2 separate regions of the Homo sapiens genome follow, and region 1 is linked to region 2. A link is a contact called in ENCODE Hi-C or POLR2A ChIA-PET data. All regions are on one chromosome and are shown on one strand. The core of a region is the stretch at or near the end of the contact, and the rest is flanking DNA. Distances in the headings are between cores, read along the strand shown.

Region 1 (3,531 bases), core at 768-3,267, 93 kb after region 2:
GGACTCTCTGCAGGGCTGAGTGATCAGGGCACTTGTCTCTGTTCTTTGGAATATAAATGAAATTCTGCCTGTTTTATCCTACCTAAGCACCAATCACTATGGCAGTATGTTTGTGGATTGTGATGCCTACCCCTACGCTCATTGTTTGATCATCCAGAGAAAGAAAAATAATTTCAAGCCTTTGCAGTAATTTATTATTTTCTTTCCTGCCAAGTGGCTTGCTTTTGCACAAAGCAGGTATTTTGCTTGCTTTTCTTAAGTGTAAAAGGTACATGTGCTTTTCTTATGACTGATGTGGCCATCCCTGTCATGCTAATAGCAGGGTTTGTAGAAGAAAGCCATTATCATCATTGGAAGAATGTGAGTCTTGGAGTTTTTATTTTTGCTTTGAAGTCAGGTATCGGGGGTTCTGGAAAGTATAGAGTCTTTCATTCTAGCACACAACTCCCTTACAAGCATTTACCCTCAGAAGCCCATATTTTCTAAGTTAAAAAAAATCAATGCTAAAAAACATTCTTTGTATTTTAACTCAATGGCTAAGCTATGCTGCTTTTTGCTGTTGATTTACACATCTTATTGTCAGACCCTTGGGATGTATGTGGATTACTCAATGCTGTGACAAATGGCTAGGCTCCGAATTGTGTATTATATTACAGGATAGTTCATAAACCATATTTTTCTGTAGGTTATTTTAGGCATAAGACTAGTGAACTGCCATTTCTCTTTTAGTCACACGTGACTTTAAAAAGGTGGAGGATGCCAGTGGGAAGGAGAAGTGGCTGGCTCAAGATTGAATAGCCAGTGGCCCCAAAACCTTGTGAATGCAGAGGCTTGAAGTGGACAGACCTTGAGTATGGATTGGGAGGATTGAGAGAGCAGAGAGAATCTGCTGGAAATCAAGCCTTTTGCTATACCTTTGCTCAGGCTAGAGCACTAGCAGAAAAATAACTGGCTTCTCCTCTCCTGGGGCTTCTGAGTCCTGAGAATCCTGCACCATGAGTGGGCCTTCCCCACTCCTGCGTCCCCCTCCCCTACACAGCCACTTATGCTGATGGATGTGCAAATCCTTTACAGACAGTTTGGCACGGCTTCGCTTGCAGAGATCATCTGTCTCTTTTGACTGAGCAACTTTATGTTTGCGGCTCCTTTTCCCTGCACAGAGAGAAATTGCCTTGTGCCGGCTTCTGCCTTCTGATGGAAATGTTTACCTTCCCTAGGGAAAGCCACTATTCTTTGGGGGTAATGTTTGCTGGTGCTCTCCACCCCTTTTGGGAACATAAGCCTGTGCTCAAGGGTGGACTGGAGGAGGCGGCCGTTGGAGCGTGCACGATTGCTACCGGGGCAGCCATCTGCCAGTGTCGCGGCTCACAGCCTGCCTCTGAGCAGGCCGCCGGGAGGGAATGTCTGCACTCCCGGGCCTGCATGCATTATGCACAGCCCATTCCCTAAATGAGCTTTCTAAGGGTATATAACTCCTTTCTACTCTGTTCTTGTATGGCCTGCCTCAGGACACCTTTCAGAATCTCCCCTAATTATGCTTCTAGTGCCAAGCATTTAGAATTTCTGGTAACAGCTGAATTTTTTTTTTGATAGATTTCTGCAATTGCAGTGAGGGATTGATTTATAGTTATGGGAGGATTTGCTTCTTCCAGGGAAATTATCAACACTGCGATGATACAGTTTCATGTCAGTGGTATTTTGACTATCCAAAGCCACAGTCCAGCCTCCTTGGCCTGCCTAGCTTCTTCTGGAATGGACCCCTTGTAATTTGAGGAGGCTGTTCTGGCATTAGAATGAAATCTGGGCTTCCAGTTGCCGACCACCACCTTCCCCACATATCGCCCCCCTCTTCCCCACCTTCTCTTCCTGAGATGGAGGAGTTTTTTCACATGCTGCTTAGAAAAAGGAGATTCATAACATGACTCAATCCTCACCCACGGATCTAGGATTCCTGCCATCCAGTAAATTTTGGCAGGCAGGCTGTGTGTACGGAGAGCGAGTCCTGCCGCCCTATCCCTGCCCTGCTCCCCTCATTGCGTGTGCTTCTTGGGTGGAGTCTGGGTTGCCTAGCCTCTCATTTCTTCCGCTTTTCCTCTAAGCAGCCCTTCCTTCTTCTCTAGGATTGGCCTTCAGTATCTGTCAGGAAAAGAGGACAGTCTCTCACGTTCCTGGGACTTCACAGAGAGACCCTTAGGAAGAGTTCAAGTCCTGAGGTGTTTGGGTACTTGCCATGTGCCTACTGCTGCATTAAATACAGTGAGGTCATAGCAGAGTGCCTGGGCCTTAAGTCTTAATCCTTAACCACAGCCTACCTGGGAATCAATTCAAACAAAAAGATTGGCAGTCTTACTAACCCACTCAAGGATCTGGATATACAGGTGTCCTTGTGTCTGTCATTATGTTGATATGTCAGGGTCGTTGAGGCCTCCAGGCTAGTGCTGGTGATGCTGTGATACTGTTGAAAGTGAGTTACTGGTAACGTTGGGTTTTCCTTTGCCCTCTGCTAGGGGAGAGGAGAGGAAAAGGGGCATTAGGTTCTAGAAAATCCTTGTCTGTGAAGACTTTGGTTAAACTTTGTCTTCCTTTTACCCATCTCTGGACAAGACAAAAGGACCCTGAATAACAGAGTAGGGAGCAGAGTGGGACTTTGGGGAATCAGAGGCAGTGAGAGACCAGCAGGAACAGAGAGAGGACTTCTGGCCTACCAGCCTGTTAGAACAAGAGAAAGGAGTCCCTTCTTCAGCCTGGCTAGCCAGGGACACCCATGCTCGACCCATTGTTGGCGTGGTCTAGGAGGAGCCAGGAGGCCCCTGCCCAGTCTGTTACCTACAATTATTGTTGCTACCTCTGAGCCACGTGCTGCCGTCTTTAAAGGCTCACAGCTACAGCAGAGTGAAAGGTCCTGAGCTGCTTGGCTCCTGCAGCATGGAGGCTGACACACAGGGAGAGACTTAGGACAAATCTGGACCAGACCAGGTGTGGCTTCTTTTTAACCTAGCCAATAGGAAGCACTTGTTGTAGGAACCCTCACCCCAGTCTGTGTAGATGTGTCTAGAGCTGAGCCTCTTTCTTCCAGTTTGGCCTTTGTGGGCTCTCCTTCCCATTTCTGGCCTCAACAAACTGACCTGCCAGCAGGTTCTGGAGCCTTCCCAGGCCTGCAGCAAATAGGGCTTGGCAATGACAAGATCTGTGGTAGGGCAGCATTTATTGGATGTCCTTTGAAATTAACTTTCCCATGGTCCATAAGTGCCTCCTGGGAGTTTCTTCAGGGTCCTGGCTTCCCTTGAACTTCATGCTTATGCTGACTCCCACACACATGTCTGTGTTTTTCATTTTAAAGATGATTGGTAATGAATTGGGGGAGGGGAGTGAGAATTTGCTTTCCTCTGCACCAGAAGTGCAGTGCTGCTAATTTCATTCTCCACACTTTGTCTCTGAGATGAGCAGGGTCCACTGTGCCCATGTTTAGTACTGCTGTGTTGCTGGACTCTCCTGGCAAAAATTAGGCTAATGTCTCCAACAACTGCATTA
Region 2 (3,811 bases), core at 1,225-3,724:
TTATTTTATTTTATTTTTTTGAGATGGAGTCTTGCTCTGTCGCCAGGCTGGAGTGCAGTGGTGCGATATTGGCTCACTGCAACCTCCACCTCCCAGGTTCAAGCGATTGTCCTGCCTCAGCCTCCTGAGTAGCTGGGACTACAGGTGCACACCACCAAACCCAGCTAATTTTTGTATTTTTAGTAGAGATGGGGTTTCACCATGTTGGCTAGGATGGTCTCAATCTCTTGACCTTGTGATCCGCCTGCCTCGGCCTACCAAAGTGCTGGGATTACAGGCGGAAGCCACCATGCCTGGCCCAACCTGCCCACCTTTTAATACTATCACATTGGATATGAGGTTCCAATGTATGAATTTAGGGGAGACACCAACATTCAGACCATGGCAGAGCTTTTCAAGGTTTGGAGACCAGGCCTGGGGTGGCAGTGGGAGACAGACTATCCCTTTCCTACCACATACCTGAGCTGGTTAGATCCGTCCCAAGGAGAAAGGCCCCGCTTTGAGCGCTGGCAGCTGTGTTCAGCTGGACTCTTCTCTTGGCCCAAGCATTCATTTATTCATGCTATTATAAGATTTGAGCTTATTCTATTTTTAAGGCTCTTACTCTTGTAGCACTTTATTAACATCTTTTTTATAACTCGTGCCAGTCTTATTATAATTTATATGTTCATTCTCTAATTTATCACTCATGAAATATTTGTTGAATATTTATTATCTGTACTTATGGTACTAGGCAGTGACATAAGCTAGAATTATTCTTAGGCCCAGTTCTTCTCACTGGTCTCCTGGGTGTTCCAGGGGAAAAGTGAGCTGTTCTCTTTCCAAATCAGGCCCTAGGTGTTTTATCTAGACCTTTCTCATAAACTGGCACTATTCACTGAACTACTGCCCAGGGGCTTGTTCTCCCTTCCCATACTAGTAACCAAGGTTTGCTCAGTGGCTATGAAGTCAGTTTCCCATCTGCTTGAAGTAAACATAATCAAGAAGGTAAATTGTCTGCTAGAAGCTCATAGAGTACATGGAAAAGGGAAGGGAAGTCCAGAAATAGGTTGTTTGCTATTGGGAAATACTTGCCATTTGGGGAGGTAACTGTCTGGATTACTGTTTTCTCCACTCATGAATGACCAGGAATCACTATGTGGGGGATCTGAGGGCAGGAGGGGGCAGTCATTTTTATTCATCAGGTTAAGCATGTCTAGGCAAGGGGAAGGTCTAAAAGTGGAATAGTGGAAAGAGAACAGGACATTGGAGACACTTAAATCTAGCTTTAACTCCCAGTTCTACCACTTCCTGACTGTATGACTTTGTATAACTCCTTTAGCCTCTTTGAGCGTCAGCTTCTCCATTTATAAAAAGGGGATGACCATTCTGCTCAGAGGACGTTATAAGTAAATAAAATATATATGCAGCACCTGGTACAGAAAGCATGATATTCACTGGTACAGCAGAATTACAACTGCGTTGACACCAGCCTGGGCAACATAGCGAGACCCTGTCTGTAAAAAAAAAAAAAAAAAAAAAATTAGCCTGGCAACGGTGGCACGCGCCTGTGGTCCCAGCTACTGGATGGAGGCTGAGGGGGAGGATCCCTTGAGCCTGGGAGGTCAAGGCTGTGATAAGCCAAGATCCTGCCACTGCACTCCAGCCTGGGGGACACAGATTCTGTCTTAAAAAAAAATCAGAATCGCAAGTGACCTTTATTTTATTTTATTAGATTTTGAGACAGAGTTTCACTCTGTCACCCAGGCTGGAGTGTAGTGGCACGATTTTAGCTCACTGCAACCTCTGCCTGGTGGGTTCAAGCGATTCTCCTGCCTCAGCCTCCCAAGTAGCTGGGATTACAGGCGCTCGCCACCACGCCTGGCTAATTTTTGTATATTTAGTAGAGACGGGGGTTTCACCATGTTGGTCAGGCTGGTCTTGAACTCCTGGCCTCAAGTGATCTGCCTGCCTGGGCCTCCCAAAGTGCTGGGATTACAGGTGTGAGCCACCGCGCCCGGCCACCTGATGCTATTTTTAAAATAACTGGTCCTTGTAAAAAATCTACACAAGTATATAAAGTGAGTGGCTTAAAGGTGTCCTATTTTGCATGAATTTGCGAGAAATTTTATTGCTGGAGACTCTCGGCTTCTGTCCCAAACTGAGTCACAAGAACTTGATTTATTTTTACTCCGCACCCCTCTGATTGCTTTCTGAGGGTCCTTCCGCTAGAAAGAAATTACATTGTTGGAAAATCAGACAGGAAACTTCGCAGTTCCAGCCTGGAAGCAAAAGCAGGCGTGAAGCTATCTCTTCAGCCCTCCCTCCCCCCAAGGGGAGGGGCACGGGGGCAGCTCGTGCAAGAGTCTGCAGAGGGCGGGGCTAGGGGCGGGGCTCCCACCTCGGTGCGGGGCGGGGGGCGCCGCGCGCTGGTCTGGCGGCCCGCGATTGGGCGAGGCCGCGAGCGGCGTGACAGCTGCCAGCTCACCGGCTCAGACGGTCGCCGCCGCGTTTGCGCAGGGGGAGCTGGTCGCCGCCGCGGCCGCCTGGAATTGTGGGAGTTGTGTCTGCCACTCGGCTGCCGGAGGCCGAAGGTAGGGGCGGTGAGGGCCGCCCGGCCCTGGAGCTGGGCGGGGGGCTCAGGGCGCTTCCTGGGCCTCCTCCTGCCGGCGGCCTCGGCGCCTTCCCAGCAGTGTTCTGGGGACCCACACATCCTCACTAGTGTCTCCAAAGCGGGACGTCCAAGTGGGCCCGGGGCTCCCTGCCGAAGGCCTACCTTTCTTATCTTTCCCACTCAGAATGTCTCCATTCACCTCTTTATTGGCAGGAGATGGGGCCGTGGAAATTTGAGATTGGCTTTGGCTCCGCACCTGTTTTTAGTGCCCTTGCCTGTTTCATTCTCCCAGCCTAAGTTTCCGTATCTGTCCGAAGAAGGGGTGGTTTGGTGTTGATCTCCGAGACCCGTGTGTCTCTTCCCATGTGGAATTATTGTCACTCTCTTATTGCTTGTTTTTCTTTGTCCTGGAAAATTTGCCTTTAGAGGTTACAGACTGGTTAGTGTTATCTCTCGGATCGTCTAGGGGCTTTGTGCATAAGCCTTGGGCTCCATTCCCTGGGATTTCCGATAAGATGGTGCGTGGGCAGCTGTACCCCAGGGGGTTCTCATTCAGGTGGTCCCGGAATCCTGGCTTTGAAAATCCCTGCTTCAGAAGTCAGGAGAGAATGACTTGACATATGAGCCCCTGGAATGGGGCTCTGAGTGGGAAAAGCCAGGAATCAGGAAATGCTAACACGTGTGAGGCTGGGGCTTTCTTTGCACCGGAGGAATTAGAATGCCATTTGATGTCTTTTAAAAATATTTGACTACCTATATATGTAAGATCAGTTTTCTAATATTCTTAAATGCCTGGCTTCGTTTAAAGTTCAGTTGGCTTTCCCACCTCAATAAACCTAAATAAAAACATGATCTGAGAGATGGGGCGGGGGTTAAGTTAACCCAAACTAAGTAGACAGGAGGAGAATGAAACTTACATATTTGCTAAGAGAAGAAAGTGATGTGTTTATAAACAGTTTTTTTTTTTTTTTTTTTTTTTTGAGGCGGAGTTTCGCTCTTGTTTCTCAGGCTGGAGTGCAATGGTGCCATCTCGACTCACAGCAACCTCCGCCTCCCAGGTTCAAGCGATTCTCCTGCCTCACCTTCCCGATTAGCAGGGATTACAGGCATGCGCCATCGTGCCCGGCTAATTTTCTATTTTTAATAGAGACAGGGTTTCTCCATGTTGATCAGGCTGGTCTCGAACTCCTGACCTCAGGTGATCTGTCTACCTCGGCC

Evidence for each region. A loop is a pair of places that touch in the nucleus more often than their neighbours do. ChIA-PET counts read pairs that join two places held with the same protein, here RNA polymerase II (POLR2A). Pooled maps may share reads with other maps.
Region 1: a map of ascending aorta shows a loop between it and region 2 (5-fold over the local background). The contact joins the enhancer-like site here to the promoter of SIL1 in region 2. A Hi-C loop is called at or near these places in 7 of 168 maps with a recorded cell type or tissue (aorta, ascending aorta, dorsolateral prefrontal cortex and 4 more), 7 of 37 single-sample maps with no recorded cell type and 18 of 50 pooled maps. POLR2A ChIA-PET finds 5 or more read pairs at or near these places in 4 of 52 experiments (K562, activated CD4-positive, alpha-beta T cell, activated CD4-positive, alpha-beta memory T cell and 1 more).

What each region holds. Positions count from the first base shown.
Region 1 is chr5:139,103,522-139,107,052 of GRCh38, reverse strand. All of the region lies in intron 3 of SIL1 (SIL1 nucleotide exchange factor), which reads left to right. Among named protein-coding and RNA genes, the nearest start is that of SIL1, 93 kb to the left of the region's middle. Within about 2 kb of position 2,017, at least 15 of the 41 ENCODE cell types and tissues checked have a DNase peak (open chromatin) inside an H3K27ac peak, as active enhancers do; they include ascending aorta, dorsolateral prefrontal cortex and tibial artery, where a contact is called at or near this core.
Region 2 is chr5:139,197,031-139,200,841 of GRCh38, reverse strand. It overlaps SIL1 (SIL1 nucleotide exchange factor), which reads left to right and starts at 2,474. Exons shown (of 10, transcript NM_022464.5): 1 at 2,474-2,573. RefSeq lists a silencer at 2,269-2,798.